Regions from separate parts of the Homo sapiens genome. Here region 1 is linked to region 2. A link is an interaction called in ENCODE POLR2A ChIA-PET data of the cell type or tissue named here. Cell type or tissue: PC-9. All regions are shown on one strand. Each heading gives the region's core, and the rest is flanking DNA. Links, peaks and the distances in the headings are about the cores only. Region 1 overlaps MRTFB (myocardin related transcription factor B). Region 2 overlaps MRTFB (myocardin related transcription factor B).

What was found. ChIA-PET counts read pairs that join two places held together with the same protein. Peaks named below come from ENCODE experiments on the same cell type or tissue, not always from the same donor. Only the 100,000 strongest peaks of a DNase experiment are listed, where the experiment ranks them.
Region 1: POLR2A ChIA-PET joins it to region 2 with 7 read pairs; 6 of 35 experiments call an interaction of 5 or more read pairs at or near these places.

The regions. Positions count from the first base shown.
Region 1 is chr16:14,105,711-14,117,239 of GRCh38, reverse strand. The region is part of intron 2 of MRTFB (myocardin related transcription factor B); the gene reads right to left. Among named protein-coding and RNA genes, the nearest start is that of MRTFB, 40 kb to the right of the region's middle. In PC-9, for the core only: no CTCF peak of the experiment used is centred there; no DNase peak of the experiment used is centred there; H3K27ac peaks cover 430 bases.
Region 2 is chr16:14,200,699-14,212,227 of GRCh38, reverse strand. It overlaps MRTFB (myocardin related transcription factor B), which reads right to left. Exons shown (of 17, transcript NM_001308142.2): 4 at 1,920-1,985. It also overlaps the pseudogene TVP23CP2 and the pseudogene LOC124903783. Among named protein-coding and RNA genes, the nearest start is that of TRT-CGT2-1, 79 kb to the left of the region's middle. In PC-9, for the core only: no CTCF peak of the experiment used is centred there; no DNase peak of the experiment used is centred there.

The DNA of each region.
Region 1 (11,529 bases), core at 2,329-7,328, 93 kb after region 2:
AGTGGTTTAACAAATGCTTCCTGGTTGATTCTAAGGCAGCCTCCAGCAGATCAGGAGATTCTGTGGCCTGTAACTCTAAGGCAGGAAATAATTCCTTGGGGGATGGCCCAAAGGCAAAAGGAGTAGTTATTCAAAGAGAAGAACAGAGTGTGATCCCCTTATGTATGGTACCTCAATCCCTTGAAAATCATTTGCTATATATTCTCACATGCCATGTCCCGAGAGAGCTGAGCTAGACTCTTCATCTGTCTATCCATCCCTTTCCTTGCCAAGTACCCTCCTTCCCACATTAATTTAATTCAATATGTATAAGGTGACCCATGTGTACCAAGGCAGGAATATGAAGATGCCCTTAAGCATAGCCCCTTCCTCAAAGAGTCTTCCTTCTAGACTGGTAGATCTCAACCAGGGGTGACTGTGCCTCCCCACCCCTGAGGATGTTTGACAATGTCTGGAGACATTTTTGGTTGTCACAATGGGAAGGAGGGTTACTGGCATCTAGTGGGTGGAGACCAGGGATGCTGCTAAACACCTTACAATGGTGCTTACAATGACCACCCCCGCCCCACCGCCCCCACCAACAAAGAATTACCCAGTTCAAAATGTCAATAGTGCTAAGGTAGAGAAATCTGGTAGGCATTATTTAGAACCACGTCTAGAAGCTGACTGCTAAAGCAAGGCAAATGTCAGAGGCCAAGTGTGAGATGCACAGCAGGTCAAGTGTCAGAGGCTTAGGAGGGTGTTAAACACCAGGTCATGAAATAAGCATATAAAAAAAAGTTAATAGTGCTAAGGTTGAGATGCTTGCTCCAGAGAATTAGTAACATAATTATATCACAATGCAACAGGAGCATAAGACATTGCCCAAACACAACGGTAGGGTACTTAATCTAGAACTAGGAGGGGAAAGGTTTCCTTGGAAGTGAAATCTAATCCAAGACCTGAAAAATAGATGAGTTAGAAAAGGGACGTGAGGATGGAGGCAGGATAAAGAAGCTATTTCAGACAGAAGGTACAGTCAATAGGTAAGCAGGACTATGGAACAGAAGAAATATGTTTGCAAGAAAAAAAAAATGAGGAGTGGCTATTGAAGGGCAGGAGAGGTAAAATGGGCCCAGATCATAATGAGTTTTGAATGATGGATTAAGAAATGCGTGCCCCATCTGTAGAGCAGTAAGAAGCCAATGAAAGGATTTACAAAGAACAGCAATATGAACCAAACTTGTTTTAGGCCAATTACTCTGCAGAATGGATTGCTAAGGAACAAGAGGCAAGGAGATGGAGTGGGAGGAGGCCCCTGTGATCCAGGTGACAGTCATGGCTTGTCCTAATGGTGGCCCAGAGCATGGAGGGGAGGGGAAGCACTCAAGGGAGACTCAGACAGTAGAATCATCACACCAAAATATGCACCTATTACAGTTCTCTGCAAGTAACTCCAAAGACCCAAAAGTCTAAAACCAGGAGTTTTTTCATAATTCACCTGTGGCCCAACCTGACCAGAATTATACGCAGCAAAATCAGAATCTGAGCTGATTTGAGGCTATTTGTAGTGCATTTCCTATTTAGTGTGACTATTTCAAGGCAGAAATATTAATGTTTGATTATGGGGTACTGCCTCAAACTTCACTGGGTGGTACATGTCATCCTTTTAAAATTCAAAAAAACCTGTATTTAAAATGTAGCTGGGCCGCAGAGTTTAAGAAAAGGTGTTGAGGACCTGTACAAGGTGCTGAATAAACTTTCATCAAACTACATTAATTGGGGCAAATTAGGTTACTGAATGATTATTTGTTCAAAATATTTATCTGTCACTATGCTTACTTACAGTATGAAACATCCAGATAACACATGATTATTTTTTGGAACTCTACCTTAAAAACCCAGAAATTTGGCAATGTGATCATAGCAGACTTGAAGTAGTAGGATTTGGGGAAATAACTAAAAAAATACATATTTCACAAAAATCTACTTATTTAGTTGATAATTCCTCCTCCTGACATTGCTGCTCAGAAGAAAGAGTAGGTACAATGTGTAGCAAGAACAAGATCCTCCCCTCAGTAGCATAATTCCAAGTAGTGTCAGCGTGGTGCTGAAAAGGACTTGAGGTCATCCTCCCAATAACTGTTAGCACTGGACTTTTCCCAGTAGAGGAGACCCAAACCTTTCTATACTTGTGTCAAGTGCTGCAAATACTTATATTAAGTGGTCACTAGCCATGGCTGTGGTGGCAAGGAGGAATAACCTAGGACTCACTCTCATTCATTCATCCTTTCATTCAAAAAATACCTATGAAGAGCTTTCTGTGTGCCAGGCACTATTTATTGTAGGTGCTGAAAAATACAGCGATTAACAAGACAGACAAGGTAGCCAGATAGCCCCTTGGAAGTTATGGATTTGGACAGGAAGCATATAATTACAGTAAGGTGTAACAATATTATGATGGGAAAGCACAGTGATGACAATACACAGCAGCGGGGACCCAATGCACTAGAAAGGAATCTACAAAGACGTCCCTGAAAATGCAACATTTAAACTGAGACCTACAGGATAATTAGAAATTACTGGTCCAAAAAAACTACAGAGAGGAAGAAACTGAACTGAAGCAAACCAGAGAATAGGATAAAATAATGGTTGAAATTGAGGGTGGGAGGCAAAACTCAGAGCCAGCACAAGCATGGTGGAACGCAGCCTCAAGTGCAGGCAGGAAACGAGCTTTTACCCAGAAGAAATCCTATTTGAAATTGGACTACTCTTTCTGATGTTCTGGAAGGTAGCTGGAACCTAAAAATAGAATAAATGTGGGAATTGAGATTGAAAATACATACTTAAAAGTTTTTTGCTTATTTGGGCTAGAAGAAAATAATCCTTCCATGTATTAAAACATACCTAAAATGCTCTTCAAATGGGTAAAATGAATAGTTCTATACTGAAACATTTAGAACATTTACAATGAGTCCAAATAAAAAATTAGGTCATCAGCAATATGCTGCCAACTTTGTAAAGCACTATGGTCTGGCAGGGCATTTTAAAATAATAAATTTACCAGAAGCATAATTGAGATATTCAGATGTCAATTGGGAAGACATTGGCAACATTAAAGTTTCCAACCACAAATATATCAGTATAAATCATACTCTGTATTTTGAACCTATTACAGTTTGAAAAGCAAATACTAGTACTTGACCCTAAAGATCCAAAGGAACTGGCAATCCATAGCAACTATTTTTACTGACAGGCTCTTGGTATCCCATGTCAGAGTTAACAGACTTTTAAAAACTAGCATTGACACATTAGTTCTATGTATGTAATTTTTTTATTCTAAAAAAAATTCAAGAGACCTATGAAACCAGAAGAGTTTACATTTAACTAAATGTACCTGGAAAATTTAAGGAAACAAAACAAGCTTGATGTAGGGAGAGGGCAACACCTCATAACTGCTACTTTCTTTGTGGATATGCTTTTTTTAAACCAACCCCCTTCTCTAATTTTTGTTAGAGTTCTCTATTGATCACCCAGCCCCTCCTAAATTCCTTAATGATTATGGGCCTGACTGGTAGTTTTTCTCTCCATGTTGTCTCCCGCCATCGAGCTAGGAGCTGGAATTCCTTCTAATTATCCAATGTCCCAGTAACTCAGCTTCCTCAACAACAGGAATCATCCCATTCTCTCCACTTCAACCTCCCACAATAACAATCACATCCTACACCCACTCTAGATCCTGAATTCTGAAATCACCTACTGCGAATAAATCATTTCCTCCTTCTTTAGGCCTCCTGTACCTGTTTACTGATCCATTCGTTCATTCATTCTACATTCAACTCATATTTATAAACATCTGCTATTTGGCAATTTCTCTGCTAGGTGTAGGGAAAAGCAATTAAAAAAATAAAGACATAGGCTGGGCGTGGTGGCTCACGCCTGTAATCCCAGCACTCTGGGAGGCCAAGGCGGGTGGATCACCTGAGGTCAGGAGTTTGAGACCAGCCTGGCCATCCTGGTGAAACCCCATCTCTACTAAAAATACAAAAATTAGCTGGGTGTGGTGGCAGGCACCTGTAATCCCAGCTACTTGGGAGGTTGAGGTGAGAGAATGGCTTGAACCTGGGAGGCGGTGGTTGCAGTGAGCCGAGATCACGCCATTGCACTCCAGCCTAGGCAACAAGAGTGAAACTCTGTCTCAAAATAAATACATAAATAAAAATTAAAAAATAAAGACATAATAACCTAGACAGAAATTTCTGCCCTCGTGTAATATACCAATAAGTAAATAAGTAAAATATATACTGTCAAATTGTGGTAGGTGCTGAAGAACAAACTAAGGCAGGAAAAGGGGTTGTAACTGCTTGGCAGGAAGAGTGCCATTTCAGATAGGGTGTCCAGAGAAGCCCTGACACTTCTGTCCATGGAGACACTGGAACACAGACCAGAAGGAGGTGAGGGAATAAGCTATAAAGATACCTGGAGAACAGTGTTGGATGGCAATAGCAAGTGCAAACGGCCCCCAAGGCAAAAATATCCCTGGTGTGCTCAACACACCAAGCAGGCCAGTGCCTGGAGCAGAAACAGCAAACTCAGCTAGAGGTCAGGTCACACAGGCCTGGACAGATAGAAATGAAAACATCAGACTTCTATGTGAAGAACAGACTGTGGTGGAATAAGAGAAGAAGCAGGGAAACCTGGCTCTCACCTGGAAGACACTGCTTCCTTTGCAGCCCTTTTAAGTGGTGGTGATTTTTGCCTCTCACAATCCTCCTGCTTTACTAGGCTTGGAGGCGAGCCAGCTCATCACTGTTGTTTCCAAACCACTCTTCCTGCCAGCTCTCTGGAGCCCTCAGCTTTGAATTTCCTACCTTTGAACCCCGTCATCCACTCTTCCTCAGCCACTCACCTCATGATCATTCCCTAAACCAGGAACACTCCGTGATCTCCCCAGTTTCACGCACCTACCTCTGACCACTGCCTCCTAGCTATCTCTCAAATTCTGGATCCAACAATCCGTTAATCCCACCGGGGTCTCCACACCACTGATCCTGCCACCTTTTTCCTTTCCTACCTCCCTTGATATGGGCTCTTACTCTTTCTGCTTCAGGGTCACTCATTTAAACCCCATTGTTTCTTTATACCTGTTCGGCAGAGCTTCAGCACTGATTAAATCCCACTCTGCCCCTACTCCACACTGCCCTTGAACAGTGAAGAACTGATGGGGTGGGAGGACACAAATCAGTGAAGCAATGCCCTTGAGAGATCAGGGGGGATGGTACCCAGTAAGAAGGAGCGCCCTGGACGGGAGCTCAGAGCGCCCAGCCACCGTATGGAGGGACAGCTGAGCACAAGCACACACCCAGGTGGGTGTGGCAGTGGAGTCTGCAGATGTTCTCTTCTCATTCCTTCTGTGTTTTCAGCATTTGGAAGCAAAGCCATCAATTGAGGGTGAAAGGTAGAAAGAGGCGCCAGAGGACCGAGAAAAAGGGGGAACCAGGGAGTGAACGATGAATGGACACAACACCTCTCTGAGGCTTCAGCACCTCCCTCTTCCAGGTTAGTCAGCCCCTCCCTCTTGTTTGCCTCTTCATATAGGTTAGAAGCTGGCAGTGGGTGGTAGAGGGGATAGAGCCACTTCAGCAATACCAATACCCAACTCTCAGTTTGCCCATGCAGGTCCTTGAAGCCAAGCACCAAGCACATCCAGAAAACTGAAATGAGTCCACCAAATTCACGTTAAGCAACTTCAACTGGATTCTCAATGTTTCTGAAGTTCTTTATTCACCTCTAGTGAATGTTCACCTCAATGTCCACAGCAAGTGGGGATTTTCTACCTCCTTCAGGACCCAGCACCACCCCCTCATCACTGAGCAGATGAGCTTGGCTTCTATTTTATTAAGGGCAAAGGCCACTTGATGTGAGCAAGCTTCTTAAAACTTCCTTCTCTCTGACTCAAAATCTCTGCATGTTTAACATCTACTTGTCTTTCCCTGCTGCCTCCCAAATGTTATTTTCTTCTTTCCAGGGTTAACCCCACCTCTCCCTCTACCACCTGCACCTCCAATCTGCAGAACTTTATTCAGTTATCCTATCTCTTTTTACCTCTCAATTTCTTAAATTTATAGGCTAAGGTATTTAGGGGAAAGAAACAAAGGAAGTTACAGAAGTAGGAAAAAACATGGAATGCTCATATAAACAGCAAAAAATCGGTATTGTTACACTGCAGGGTGTGTTAGAAAGAGAAAACAAAGTTAGATGGATAGGGTGGGATCAGATTACAGAGGATCTTAAAAACCACAGAGCAGGTTGATGATTTCTGAGCAAGAAAATGCTCATGATGGAAGTACTGTTTAAGGGAGACGAGATTCAGAGCATGAGATGGGACGGGACAGGATGGGAAAGGAGGGATTCACGCTGGGAATAGGGGCAAGTTTGGGGCCTTGGGGCAGAGAAAGGGTGGAAGGCAAGAGGATGATGTAGTCATCCTGACAAATATAACTAAAGCCTGGTCTCACGTGGAGCAGCGAGGAGGAGAAAGGAAAAAGACAAGACATTTCCTAGAGAAAAAATGGACAGAACCTGGTGACTGATGGCATGCTGTGGATGAGTTTCAAGCCGAAATTCCAGGAGAGGGTGGTGTGGCTGCTGCAAAATGGAAGGCATGGCACTGTACTGGTAGAGAGCCTGGAATCACAGCACTTTGAAGCTTAAAGGGGCCAGGACCTCTGAGGTTATGGGATTCAGCTCCCCCAGTTTATAAATGAGGAAGTGGAGGCCCAAAGACATGAAGAGATTTGTCTAATGTCACAAAACTAGTTGCTGACAAAGCTGGCACTAGAACCCTACCTCCCTGACTGCCTTCAGAGCTCCTTCACTACTCCACCGCCTCTTATAGGATCCATTCTCAGTTTCCTATTTGCCCACCCTGACCCAAGGCCTAAACTCGCACTGTCAAAAACTCTACCAGGGAACCAGCCATGTGGTTTTGGCCTCTGCACATATCTGGTCCAGGAGGATTAGCTCTCAGCCACCAGGGCTTCAAGGCTGCTGGTCTGGCTTTACCCCAGGACTTTCCTGAAGATAAGCTTGCCTTGCCCCTTCATAGGGAGCCCAGCTCAGACTTTGAGACTTCTCCAGACACTGTTTTGATGTTTCTAGTAAGTCCATATTTCAAGGTAGTAGAGTAAATAAGACACAAGCTCTACTCTAAGGATCATTAAAATGATTTTGAGATTAAAGGGCAAACCATATTGACCCTTATGGTTTCCTTTTTCCTCTCCTTTTCTGACTCAGGAACAGAATTTAAGATGCTGTTTGGCTGATTTGTGATGAAAATCTTGAGCCATGTGTATGGTTCCCTGGCAAACACTGGAATTTGTATTTGATATTCTTTATACTGTCAGCTCATAGTACTCTACTGACAACAAGAAGTACTCTATAATTTTTAGCAGGGCCTCTACATTTCTTTACAGGCAACATTCATGAATAAAACAGGAGTTTCTAGATAATTTCCTACTGACTTCAGAACTTTGAAAGAAGTTTACAAAAACATAGCTTCCACGGTTCTTATGGTAACCAGGGACAATTACTTATACTAAATAAAAATGGACAACTTGGTGATCTCATCTTCTCCATCGGTGTCAACAAGGACTTTAACAAGGTACCACGGACTTTGGCAAGCTGTCCATATTAAAATAGCTATTTAGAGTGGACAGTACTGAACTATTTGAACGTATTAAGTACCAGTATCTGCAGTGATGACAATTCTGCAATTAAAATGTACCCAATTCAGGTATCAAACCTCACCTTTTGGTTTATGTTTTCTTCTTGATATCCTCATACTATTCATTTTGAAATTAAATTTTTTTTTTAACCACACACTTCAAGCATCTCAGAAACTTAAACTGAGTACATCCGTTTGCTTAGTGGCTTCGAGACATTCTCTTTTGTGACTAAGTGGCAGGTGCTGTTCAGTTTATTTTTATGCGTGTAAACTAAGCCCTTGAACTTAGAGTGAGGAAAAGCATTCAGCTTAAACTTTAGAAAGGAAGGAACTACACAACAGCTTCCTTGGGAACAGCCTGCTTTTTCAGCTTCCTGTATAAAAATAATACCATATTTTTATAGAAATTGCTAAGAAACAATGAAGAAATTATATTTAAGCCTTTGGACAGGTAAGCCTTAAATCCTTTAAAGATCAATTTCTTCTAATAATTTTGCTACTTAAATCAAGCCAGGAATAGAAAAAATGACAAATAAAATAGAAATGGGTACAAAGTTTAAAATGGATTATACAATTTTCGAATTACTACAGAGGGGTGCACATATGCTTCCAGTAAATAACAGACATTAACACTTCTGGCCTTAAAAGTCCCAAATATCAAGCTACTGTATTCGGCAGGGGAGACGATGGGGGAAAGGTTTTCTTTGTTGGTGAAGTTGCTGCTATCATCATGAAATCATTTTGATTAAAACATATGAACACACACATAATAAGTTCACCAATAACTACAGCTTTTCAGAATGTAACTCTAATAATTATTTTCTATTCTGAGAAATAACTGAGTATTCTCTTTAAAAATAAAAATAAAATGCATCCAGAATCTCCAATCCAAGGGGAGAGAGAAGTAACCTCCTGGGGTAGGAGTCTTAAATGTTACTTTCCAAATTTCTACAAAGTGGCCAAGTTCCCCCGCAGTTAGCTTACTTGACCATCTCTCACATATTGACTTTAACAGCTAACATGTACACAGCCAGACAGATGATTATGTTGTCCATTGGCTCTAAATTCTCTCCCTGCATAATTCAGTATGTTACCACTATGCATTTAGAAATGTTCTATCAAGGGTTGTTAAATGAACTTAAGCTTATGATGAAACTCAACCTCATGTCCTCACAGTGTTCTTTCCTGAACGCTAGAAGTTCATCTTATTCAAATATTCAAGATTCACATGTGGTAGAGGACTCCATATATACTTGTTCTGTCTAAGAAAGAGCAATAGAGACATGCAAAACTGTAAATAATTCCATTTCCTGAATGTTCTTTAACCCACCCCAATACTACTCCTTCACAGCATCTAGCATCGGGCCCAGCAGTTCTTTCAGATCCAGGGCTCCCAGAAGCATGTGACCCTGGTCTAAAGACTGAAGCCAGGTAGAAATTATTAGCTCAATTTACTCTAAGCACCAACCCTGGAAGAACCACAGTCCACTGCTGTGGCCTGGACCCACTGCAGAAAAGGGGTCCCTGGTAGAGACGCAGTGATAGGAATAGAAGGCAGGGGTGGCCAATATCTGAAACGAAAGTTCAGGTCTCCCTGTCCTTACCTGGGACTAGACACTTGGAGAAGACGATAAAGTGGTGTTAGACCAAAGGCAGGCATGTCTTCTACAGATCCCAACAACACCTACTGTGCCCTCTTCCTTGGTGTACCTCACACTGGGTATGCTGACCCTGTATCCTCCTCTCCAGCAACTGTTCCCCATGTGCATTACATTTATCTGTTTATCTTTATCTTTCCATCTGTCCATAAGCCTAAAGCTCACGGAGGTGGAGGAGCTCATCTTTTCACCTATGCATCTATCCCTAGTTTCTAACACAGTAGCTGGCACAGGGCAGTCATGCAGAATTGGTTCTTGAACTATTTGTTGGAGAGTGTCCTAGAGACCAAAATGAAGTCTGTCATCTAGTACATTCACCCCTCTTCCCCAACTGTGCTCACCATTTATTCTATGCCTAGTGTTCTTAAACCTTGTATCTGGTCCAAAACTATTGTCTGGAAATAATATGATAAACCCCTTCGTGCTAAAATGAAAATGACAGATGTGTGGTTGGCTACTCCTGGTGGTCCTGCAAAATGATGGAATTTCAATTCCATGGGAGAGAGATTCTAGGCGTGAATGGGAGAGAGATTCTAGGCGTGAGCCCCAGAATCACACCACAGAGGCAACTGCTTCTCTCTTACGGCCAGCAGGTCCACCACACAGAAAAGACTTTTTCCTCCGTTTTTGTTTTTTTGTTTGAGACAGAGTCTTGCTCTGTCACCCAGGATGGAGTGCAGTGGCACGGTCTCGGCTCACTGTAATCTCCACCTCTCAGGTTCAAGTGATTCTGCTGCTTCAGCCGCACGAGTAGCTGAGATTACTGGCATGTGCCACCATACCCAGCTAAGCTCTTTTCTATTAAATTTTTTTTCTGAGTTTTCAACTCTTTTGGTTTTAACTGCCATTTCTATGTTCTGTTTCTCTCTGGTAACCTACGCCTAGACCTCCTGGAAAACAGTAAATGGGCCACACAAGCAATACTACTACTGTGATATACTGAAAACCTGTATGCAGCCATTTAGCACACTTGAACATACAATTTTACTCTTATTTTCTATTTGTCCATTTTCATTCTCAACTAAGTTGGAAGCTGCCTAGGGATAGGAGCGATGTATAATTCCCCTCACTGAGTCCCAGCCCAATGCTGACCTCATACTAGGTATTCAATAGGGTACTACAAACAAGATTTGTCATCCAGCAAGCATGGGAAATGTTTTAAAAACATGATACCCTCACTCTTACAAAAGCCTTCAAAATTACCAGAAGATAATATTGTTACTGCCAAAAAGCAATTCATGTTTACTTAGAGCTTACTAAATGTCAAACTTTGAGCTCTACCCTTTACAGAGAGTCTCCCATTTAATCCTCACAGCAACCCCATGAGGTTTGGAGAGGCTAAATAACTCACTCACATAGTTACAGTCAAGTGGCGTAGCTGATTCAGTCTACACTCGATCAGCCCATGAATTCAAAAATTTAAGATCCCCCAAATATTTCTTAACAGTATAGGTAAGAAGTATAGTGATTTGAAAGAACTGATTTAAAGTAACTCCTCACCTCTCAGCCCTTACCTATGCAGTTTCCCTTGTAGGAACACCACCTTCGTCCCACCTCTCTACTGGCAAATTGCTACACATCCTTAAAGTCACGGCAAGCACTCCCCAACTCCCCTCAGCAGCACTCCCACTGCACCTGGCACTCACTGCCATTCTATCTACCTCCTGCTCTAGTCCATGTGTCTGTTTATTATTTACCAGGAGAATCTGAGCTCCATGGGGTTGAGAACCTTGCCTTTTCACCTCCATTCCCAGGTTTCTAGCACAGTACCTACCACACACACAAGTGTACAGTAAATATCTGTTCTTGAAATCATTATTGTGGTAGCATTAAGAGACTTAGTTTGCAACATCTATCTTTCACAGCAGATCTGTATCACAATCTACACCATAACTTTCAACAATTCATATTTGTTTCCATAGCAACTAGGGAAAGTGCTCCTTATAATACTAGGAAAGGCAAGCTCTACCTTAAGGTTCAACCCACTGAAATACTTCACAATCACTTGCTTTTTGTTCTTAGTGTGAAGAGACAGAATGACAGCATTTTAACTTTACGTCTTTAAGAACACCTTAACTTTAATAATGACAGTAAAGCTTATTTTTTCATAAGTACTAGAGTTTTCATTGACAAAAGGACAGCATCTTATTAATTCACAAATCTAAA
Region 2 (11,529 bases), core at 4,228-9,227:
CCATTAGGAGACCTGCAAAATTTGAAATCTTAAATGTTACAGGATAAAAATTATGTATTTCACAAATAAAGTAGACATTTAAAACACGATTGTATACAAAATGACAATGCAAATATCAGTTCAGACTAGTTCTGACTACTCATAGCAAATCTCCATTGCCGAGGGGACTGTCTGATGACTCCTTGATGAGTCTTTGCTCTTAATGGTCATATAAGCTATAGAAAAAGTCCGTATGTCCTTGGGAGTGATGTAACCTTGAACATCACACTGCACTTTGTGTCCAACAGATTTGAGGTATCATTTATTTAGAACCCGTAATGGGCTCTGTGCTTAACCATGGCTATGTTGCTGTTGGTCCCTGCAATAACCTTGCAAGGAGGTGAAAGGCTCAAAGAAGTTAAGTGAATTCTTGAGGCCATACAACCAGATGGTGGTCAAAGTGGTATTTAAATCTAGAATTTTGAATTTGAAGGGTTCATGCTCTTTCTACCATACCACAGTGCAACTCACAGTAAAGACACAGTGACTCCTTAATATGCTACCTGCTGGTAAATCCAATATTCTGGAATCCTAGTGTGAGGGTAAGCAGTGCTTACCAAATCGTCACCTACAACCGTATTCTATCAATTATCTTTGCAAAATCTTGTCTGCATATGTCCACTATTGCCTGGTAACACCCTGCACTTCCAAGCATGGGCAGTCAGATGAGTGGATGGGATAGAGGACTGGGATTCCTTGGGCTGTCACCTGCAAGACTTGACCAATCAGCTCTTACAGCATTATTTTCAGCTCTGGCACATGAAGCACCACAAAGACTCCCAGGAGCCCAGTCCAATCAGGTTTGGCTGAGGACCAGCACCCGAAAGCAGATTAGAGCTGGCCTAGCAATGGTGTCTTAAATATCATAATTTGATCCTCTTTGATTAGTTGGTTCATAGTCAGGGATGTGGTGGTGGTGGTGGTGGAGAAATCTGGCAGATTATCAAAGCACCTTTTGCCTATCACAATGCTAGATTTAAAATATTTAGATTCTCAATAGTAGTCCAGAAAAAAAAGGTTTTACTGGGAAAAATATCTACTAAAGAGAAAAATCATTCCATATCATAAACCAAGAAAGCAGTTTATCATAGCCATGATTCAGAAGACTGGAAAGCATAAATTAATGCTGTAATTTCTTTCTAGTGTTTTGAAACTGAATAAGTTACCTCTTGGAAAGGTCCATTTTTACACAAAATCCAGATACACAATCCTAATGGCCTATACAAAACAGCCACTCCTCCCCACTAAAATATAAAACCACCTCCAAACTTGGTGACTAAAGGTAAAGAAACAACTAGAACAAACATTCTAAAATTAATCAACTCTCAAAAATTTCTGAAAGGAACAAACCCTAGGGATAGAAGGGAAATAACTGTACTTGAGACAAAAATATGAATTATAAATGGAATGTTTATCAGTCCTGTAACTGAGATACATTTAATTACTGTACACAGATCATAGCATAGCATTAAATATAATTAACTGGAACTAAATAAGTCTAAGTAAAAATTGTAAATTAATTTTATGTTTTTTGGCAAGTCTAATGAATTTCAAATCCATTAGTATAGTGATTACTTTAGTCATTTCAAAACTAAAACAAATATTAAAGTTTAAAGAAAGAATGAATGTTAGCCTAATTACAGTGTAAAGGTGTTCTGTGTGTAATATAAAATTCAAGTTCCTCTTTTAAACTGCATCTGGTTTTTAAAATGTATTCTAAATGATTCACTTAGGTGCCTGATTTTTCCTTGGAAATTCATTTGGTAATTGTTTGTTGATTAAATGGATACAACTGAAAGCAGAGCAAGATGCAGGCTCTTCTTGGACACGCCCGTCATGTTCTGTCACGTTAGGGATGGCAGTGATGGTATAAATCTTACGTGGCATGATGCCCTGGTCCACTAGTTGTTCTCTCGTCCTCCTTTGTTGCAGCCTCAGCTGGAGCACTGTGAAAAGGAAATAATCACCATTGGAGTTTATCGGCAACTGTGGGATCCGATTTATGTGATTCCAGAGGAGATGCAATTAAGCTTTATCAAGCATCTTCTATTTCACAATTAAAAAGAAGGATATTACCTGGCACCACGTAAGTTGTAAAAGGAAAATTATTTTGTAATTTCTGCCTGTTTAGTGAACACTAAAGTTTACACAGTATAAATTTTTTGGTTTATCCTATTTTGATGACCAAAGCTATGTATTTGTTGTTTAAAACATTCATAGTACTCAAGAAAATAAAAATAGTTGGCTTATATATTAAGACTTGCTAATAAATCTAATTTATAGAAATAAGAGACGTGAAATTCTTTGACACATCTTAGTTTTTTAAAAACAAATTAATAGCAAAAACTTATTTTAAGACTGACTATAAGTGGCTTTAAGGAAGGCTGCTTGCATAATAAAAATTAGACCTATGAGATATTCCTAATGACTCAAAGGGAAATTTCTAAATTAGGAATTTAAAGTTTAGTAATCTTTGCACAAACATGATACCATGTATCTCACTCTATAAGTTCTAAGAAAGTCACAAATCAGTTGACACCTTATTATTTTAATAAAAGAGTAAATTATTAGAACTGGCAGAGAACAAGATATACATTATGAAATGGAGACATCCAGTTTGCCAAATTTAATAAAAAATTAATTTTTTTCTAGTTTTCTCAAGCAGATTCCTTTTATAAGCATCTACATATTTTTATCTGGAAAATGAGACTATTTCAAAATAAGGGGAATACAGGAGGTGACTCTGAAAAATATTTTTCTTGCTTTGCTTTACATTCAAACCAGTTTCCACTGTGATTTTAAGTTGCCATTTTGATTTTTGTTTCAAACCATGGATGAAAACCAAGATTAGAGTGATTAAGAGTCTGCTTAATGGTTGTCAATATGCTTAAAAAAATTACTTATGTGCCTTTCTTACTTAAATGGTGGGAAGAGAAGACACAATTTTCTAGTGAGTGGTGATGGCTGGAATGAGAGGCTCAAATGCAGTGCACGTGGTGTCTCCTCCTTGCAATAAAACCTTGAGGCCTGCAGACGCAGGCACGTGGCCTCCATCCCTTGTTTTTCAGTTGGTCTTGCGCTGACTGCAGAGCAGAGCACAGTCTTAGGTAAAGTTCAGAAAGAATCTAAGCTGTCACATGGCTTTTAAAAATATTTTATCATTGTTTGATATGAATGTCATCATCTATTAGATACAGAAATAAGTTTGGGTTTTTGTTTGGTTTGGGGCCACAGGATCACAAAACTTCATTGATAGCCTATTTAGAACTGAAGCAACTGACAAGATTCTGCTACACAAAGCAAAAGAAATAAAATTTCTTTAAAAAAGATATGCACATTCCTGACATTAAGATGTTCTGTGATACTTTCAATCAATTGTGCGCTAACAGAAAGATCTTTTCCCTAAGTTGATTGAGGATAGTATGTTCCCACTGTACTTTACTAAGAACAAAATAACCAAGGAGCTGACCTGTGCATCTTACAGCACCCAAAGACCTGCGTACTTTAACATTCTTCTAGGAATGCTAAAGTAAATGCTTGTCTGCATTTAAGATAATCATATTCAAGAAGCAGAATCTCAAGAAAAAGACAACTGAGAGGAGAAAAGGGTTAGAACAGTTCTCCAGATCAAAGGTTGATACTTCTGGAACATGGTGGTCCATGTCTGTTGGAGAATCTCTAGCAGGAAAATCTTTCCTTTCTCCCAAGGGAATCCTCAAAAGAGTAAAAAAGAAAGAGTAATGAAAATATCAACCACCCCCTTTTTGGTTTAAAACAAAAACCAAACAATGAAAGCACACATTTGTGAGACAAATCTATCAGACACAATACGTTTTTTGGGTGAATGGCATCTTTGAATGATGCATACATCTGCAACAACTTGATTTGCAAACCAACACTCTGATGACAACAGCTGGTTAGTCCTGGAAGCATCTCTTGATTGTACATTGGTCATTTCAGGTGCCTTCATTTACCAGGACAGCAGTCCTGTCAGCTGTATCATCTATCACCAGAAATCACACTTTCATGCTAACATGGAAAGAAAGGTACCTGCTACCATGAGGGTAACATACAACACGGATGCGTGTCATTCTGATCTGTTTCTATTTCCAACACTTCTGACACCAGATGTGTGGGCTTTTCCCTCATACCAACCAATTCTCCAATTCTGGATGCCCAACTGGGTGTCCAATGATTCAATTCTGACACTAGGTACCTGGAGTTAGTGTCAGATCCTACAAGTTAAAGGGCTCCATCCCAAGAGACTGCCCTCACTTCAGATGCCAATTGTTAGGCCAAGCCACTCAGACTTCTGACCAATGAGTTATAAAGTTGGGAGGTTCCCATAATCCCCTCCCCAGGTTTGATAATTTGCTAGAACAGCTCACAGAACTCAGGAAGGCACTTTACCTATTATTAGTAGTTTATTCTAAAGGATACAACTCAGGGATAGCCAAATGGAAGAGACACATAGGGCATGGTATGGGAGAAGGGGCACAGAGCTCCCATGCCCTCTCTAGGTATACCACCTTTCCTCTGGCCATGCCTTGGTCTTTCTGGTGATCAGCCCCTATCTGGAAGCTACCTAAAGACCTTCAACTACCTGTCATCTCAGTAGCATACAAAAACCACTCTCATCACTCCAGAGAGTCCAAGGATCTTAGAAAGAAGCTCTTTGTCAAGAACTGGGGACTAAGACCAAATGTATAACAAATGATGCTCCTATTACTCAGGACATTTAGGAGAACTTTAGGAGTTCTGTGCCAGAAACCCAAGACAAAGAACACATATACATTTCTAATTATATTCACAATATCGTAGACACCAACCACCAATTATTAAAATAAAACAACACACACAAACATTTGTGTTTTCTATCCCATTTTCTATGTGGCCAAACAAGCAACCAAACAACCCTACTTATACTGCTTGAAGGTAGGAGAATAATTTCCCCAATTAACGCTCTCATCATTGCCTATAAAACTTTCCCAAGAAGCAAGAACCTCCCACTACAAGTATTATTCAAAGCAGCTGTGGCCATCGGCCTCCCCCAGGCACATTCATTTATTTAGAGCATATCTGTTAGGTGTCTGGGTACTGCATGGGGTACAAATCCATGGGAAAGAGCAGCAGCAGTAGCAGTGAAAGGAAGATCTTTTTTAAGCGACGTTAGGAAGAACATGAATGGAAGGGGAGGCAGAATTGCAAGTAACTAGCCATTTTGTTAAGTATGTTGATTACCCAGTTTTTTTTTTTTTTAGCTTTTATCTGCACCCATAGGTGGACACTACTGCACATATTATATTGAATATGAGGCACTATGTTCTAGCAAGAGATCAGGTACATTGCTACTTTGGGTAGTATTAAAACACAATTATACTTTGGGAGGCCGGGACGAGACTGGCAGATCATTGGAGCTCAGGAGTTTGAGACTAGCCTGGCCAACATGGTGAAACCCGTCTCCACTGAAAATATAAAAACTAGCCAGGCGAGGTGGCAGGTGCCTGTAATCCCAGCTACTCAGCAGGCTGAGGCAGAAGAATCGTTTGAACCCAGTGAGCCGAGATCGTGCCATTGCACTCAAGCCTGGGCAACAGAGCGAGACTCTGTCTCAAAACAAAAACACACAATTACAGTATTACTTGTTGATGTCAACTAAAACCAGTCATTCACAATTGACACAGGCTATTCTGAGAGCAACTACTACTTATAAAAAGTACAGATCATATAGGTATAGACTTATAATTTTGGCAGATATCAAACTTCCTTTCAGAACTTCTGTTCATCAAATTACTAACAAAATTAATGTATAAGTCACAGCAGATATCTGCACCTTAGACAGAGACCATCCAGGAAGAACATGGCTTGAATGATAGACAGCTTAATTGTCATGAGACACAGAAGTCAGGCAGAATGTACTGGTGCTTATCCACGACTGAGGAAGGGGTAAGGGACCCTGAAAACAGAGGACCAGACTCTTCTAATGATCAGAGAGGCATTCACGGTTGTGGGATCAGGAATGCTTTATCAAGTTTTCCTGGGACCTTCATGGATTAAGCCTGGAGACCTCCTTCCTCCCTTTTCAGCCTCCATGCTTACCCTCCATGTTTATATCTGCATGGAGGGGAAAAAAGGCTTAGACCACTGAATGTCACTCAGCCTTGCACAACTGCCTGACAAATTGTGCTTGTGTTGACAAGATTTCATATCTGTAGCTGCAACCAAAGACTAGACACTGGCCTGGTACTGTTTTCCTGCAGCAGAGGCAGTCTGGCAATGGCCTCATGTGTCAAAACTGAAACCAAGAGCATTCTCTCCCGGTGCCTTGCTGAGTAGATGAACCATACTATTGGGTTGACATCATAGCCTCCGTCTTCTTAGTAAGTTGAGTAACAGTATCTTCCATGGCCATCATGCAAGAAAAGGATACACGTACAAACTATAGAATCCTCAGGGGACTAAACAGTTCAAAACACTGAGTGTGTACATCCTTTCAGAAACAAAGGACATAAGTAATAAAGATAAACAGACTTCATGTTACAATTGCTCACATTTGAACATTTTCAAAGAATATTATTTTTGAAAAAGGTAAAGGCTAAACAATCCAACACATGGTCCTAAGAAGTCCTGAAATTTAGAATCATGGTTTAAAACAAGGTGTAAACCTGTTTCATTTTATCAAAAAAGGGGGACAGATATAAAAAAGCATATCTCATACAGGTAGCATTGTATTCTCTGTGCAAAACATTTACCCCAAGTTGACAATTCTACAAGAGCTGTATATTTCCAGATGACAAAACTCACAAGAGGCAGGCAAAGCACCCTCACGGATGGAGGGAGATGAGGTTATAAATCCATTTACTTACTGTATGTATCCCATCTTTCCTAACTAGCCTGGGTCCCAGGCATTTTTATTAAAAAAAATCTTTTCACACATGATAGGAGCCAAATATGTTCATTACACAAAATATGGAAATAGAAAACAGTAGGATAAAAAAACTAAAAAAGAAAATCACCGATAATATCATCATCCAGAGAGACACAACTAGAGTTACCATGTATTTCCTCTGTCTTTAAGCATAGATTTTGATTCTCTGCTTCTACATACTCCGATCACTCTGTAACTACAATGATAAATATTCTTATTATTTTAGTGGCTACATAAAATACTCTGTTAGGTGGATATGGCATAGTTTACTAAATAGTCCCTGTTTATCACTTAGGTTGTTTCCAATTTTTTAACTATAAATAATGCTGTGGTGCAATTTTTGTGTATAAAGTTAATTCTTCATTTCAGTTATTCCCTTAATTTGAATTCTTAAAAGGAAGACTATTCCAATGTAATATATATAAAGCATGATCATAAAGTAATGAGACTAATTTCCTCACGTATTAACCATTGTCTTTTGCAATTGTAGCAGACATATGTGAACATGGATACAGATGGCTATTTCATTTAAAGAAAAAAATTTATTGAATTATGATCTTTCATCTCTTAGGGCTAACATTTACAGTTTTCTATTACATTTCAATAAGGAGAAAAGGGTGTATAATTTTGAAATTTTTACTTAATCCTTATTCCTTATCACAACAGATAAAAACAATATTATGTCAATAGAGGTGTTTTGAATTTGCTCTACTTTTATGCAAGAAAAGTAAAAATTTGATTTTAATCCCAATTCCAAAAAAATGAAAGGTAGCTTATCCAATGATAAACTGAAAATGTCATTCCCAGCAATATGGTAGTTTAGATATAAAGTATCTTAAGTGTTACAGCTCTTTTAGAATTTGTCTAGCGGGTTTTCCATAAAAAAAAGTATCTTCTTTTAGTTCCTTTCCCCTGCTTCTTAAATGGTTTAGAGTGCTTTTAGAACAAAATTTTAAGATTCGTTTCCAATATAAAAAAACTGTAAGGCCAAACTCGGTGCTTCATGCCTGTAATCCCAGTGTTTGGGGAGGCTGAAGAGGGAGGATGGCTTGAGACCAGGAGTTTGAGAACAGCCTGGGCAACATAGTGAGACCCTGTCTCTACCAAAGAAAAATAAAAAATAAAAAAAATTAGCTGGCATGGTAGCACACACCTGTAGTCCCAGCTACTTGGGAGGCTCTGAGGTAGGAGGATCACTTGAGCCCAGGAGTTCGAGGCTATACAGTGAGCTATGATTGTACCACGGCACTCAAGCCTGGGCAATAGAGCAAGAACTCTGTCTCAAACAAACAAATAAACACACAAAACAAAACCTTTAAAATACAATAACTTCTTTCATGTGATACTTATAACCCTAATTCAAAAATTTCACATGCTTTTTGAACCAAGATATGTCTTTCCTCTTTTGTTTCCGTAAGTAGAATGTTGAAATTTTTTTTTTTTTTTTTTTTTTTTTCGAGACAGAGTCTTCCTCTGTCGCCCAGGCTGGAGTGCAGTGGTCTGATCTCAGCTCCCTGCAACCTCTGTCTCCTGGGTTCAAGTGATTCTTGTGCCTCAGCTTCCTGAGTAGCTGGGATTACAAGTTGTGTACCACCATGCCCGGCTAATCTGTTGTATTTTTAATAGAGACGGGGTTTTCCTATGTTGACCAGGCTGGTCTCCAACTCCTGGCCTCAAGTGTTCCATCCGCGTTGGCCTCCCAAAGTGTGAAATGTTGTCTTAATATGATGTAATTAAAGTGCCTTTTCCCCCTAAAGGAAACAACACATTGTATGCAGCATATTAATAACAAAGAGCAGTTTAGTTTGAGTTGAGCAAGCCGAGGCAAAGCATGGCTCTGGCCCTGAGTTTTCAGTGGGACATAGAGGACTGTATGTTACCAAAACAATGCAAAAATGACACTTTCTGGGGAGCATAATGGCAGGCAGCCATGGTCTTGGAAATTCTTTACGAACAGCTGGATTTCAGTTATGGGTATGAAGGAGGGTGGGAAAGGGGAGAGGGGAGAGGTGATGAACAGCTATCTGTGAGTTAGAGAGAAGCTCCAATGTATATTACTTAATTACAGGACAATGGACAGAATAAACTTTAGGATCATGAGGAGTGAAAAAAAAAAGCCTGAGCAGTCAAGTGAGGATTAGATGAACCATCTCTGAAGATGGAAAACTAAAGAATACTCTAGAATTGACTATGTATTGACTCTGAAGTCAGTACTAGGTAATAAACAGATCCTAGTTTCAGTTGTTTATTTTTCAAACAGATGTCAGGGTAGTTAAGAGAATGAAGTGGTTGGACTTTGGCAAACATTTATTATGCATTGTTTAAATAGTATTAAGTGAAGGCCTGATCCTGTAAAAACAAGACAGTTTAGAAAAGCCAGCTTCCTCATATTATCTTTTGAGCTTGGATACAGGAGGGATTAATTGGATTCCATTCAATACTTGTTTCAGTGTTTGATCAGATAGCAGTGTGGTGGCCAAATGTAGAATTGCACTTGTTTAATCAGGTAAGGACTTGAAAACAATTGTACTGAAAGGGCAAAAGACTGATGAACTACTTTTCCTTTCTCTTAAAAATAAATGTTTAAAATGGTGGTGGCTATTACTAATTATTACCACTACTATTACATTAGACACTTGGTGAAAATAACACTTTTTTTCTCCAAATATAAAACCATAAGGCTTTAAAAATTTTAGTTCCACAAAGATTCACAAATTTATAGTTCTCTGCTGTGAATAGTTTATTTTGCAGTCAAAGGGGAGAAAGTCAAATCACGAAGGGTCTCCTTCTGAGCCCGGGACTCAAACAGAACACTATGTGTACTGTTAGTATCTTGATTTAAGAATCCCTGTTTTATAATACATTTTTCTTTTATTTGTTAAAATAAAGTATACATGCACATAAAAAGAGATTTTAAAAAGAAAAGTGAAAGTTAATCCATTCTACTTCAGACCTTCAGTCATTCTCCCCAGAGGTAACCACTGTTAGATTTCTATGGCTCGGAGAAGATGTCTTGTGAATTGTCCACCAATGTTATATATAACATATGCAAAGGAAGTATATGTGTCAGATAATAGTATTTATATAGTTTGGTAATTTGCTTAAAGAATATCAAGGAATCTAGCTCTTTTTTTTTTTTTTGCCTTGTAAACAGTAGAATTTTATACAAATATAAAGTTTTGCACCTTCAAAGCTATCACTCTAATAAGACACTTATTCAATTAAACAAATAATCTTAAAAACTATTTTAACAATGTACAAATACATTCACAACATAATCTGCTGATTAAGACTTCAACAAGGTTTATAATACCTACGACAGAATTTACAGATGCCTACAATAGTTTGTAGATTGGTTTAGTTTACAGTTACATAGATTGCTTTAAGAAATACCATTAATACAAATGCATAATTTACAATATCCCCATTATAGCAAGAAAACGATAGATTCAGAAAATAAAATGTCTTTTAGGCATTTATTATGCCAAGTATGTAAATGATTATTCTCATTATGACATGAGAATAATGCTCTTTTAGTGGTAAAAGCTCTATTAGCTCAAGGTCCACTGAAGAGCTTTCAATCTAGCTATCCTTTCTGTAAAATAAATAGAACAGCAGCAATCTCTGGGTATTCCTTAAACTACGATGATTCCACTTATATTAACTGGGCCTTAAGTAGATGACTTCTTACAAATAAAAATAAAATTTTATAAAGTAGTTAGTACCACTGGCCCTAACTGTTTTCACTTGCTTGCAAACATCTAAGAAATTTCCCCAGGAAGTACATATTAAAAACTAACAATTATTTCTAACTTACACAGAAGCCAAAGTGCTCACTCTTACCATGGAAGCAAAACTTTCTCCTGAAAACAATCTACAGAAATAATATGTAAACATATAGAGCTTTGAGACACACTAAGAACATCCTCCTATGTTCTATGGATCACAATGCAAAGGTCTCCATTGCCTATGTAAATGAACACTTTCGTTAACTTGGGATATACTGATATTACATGGCCGTGTGCATACCTATGGAATGTGCATACCTACACCACAGAATAAATCTTGACAATGTTTCTAGTGCCAACATATACTTTCTCGCCCCAACTGCTGGAAATAAAAACTTAATACGAAAACTATTTTTCCTTTTTATAAATAAAGTTTTTAAGTGGAAAAACAAAGCCAACACTCCTCGTTGCAACATGGACTAAGCTCTAAAAGGTTCAAAGTCAAGACTTATCTCTTCAGTTGTTCCCCAATGTAACAAAGCACATAAGCTTTCTCTCTTCAGGAAGTCTGATCATCTCCAGTGTTTTGTCTTAAAAACTGCTTTCCAAAATATAAAGTAGCCATGCTGGTTAAATTCTTTCTGCTGCCCACCTTACACCTGAGGTAACCATACAGGTTGGCACCTTGTAGCACCACACCCACGATAACCACCGCCAACCACTTTTTACTCTGAAGGAGAAGCGTGCACTGAAGGCAAGTATCACCCACAGCACTGGACAGGCAACAAGTCCCAACCAAAAGATTCCTGATTCAGCCTCTGACACAGTTTCATT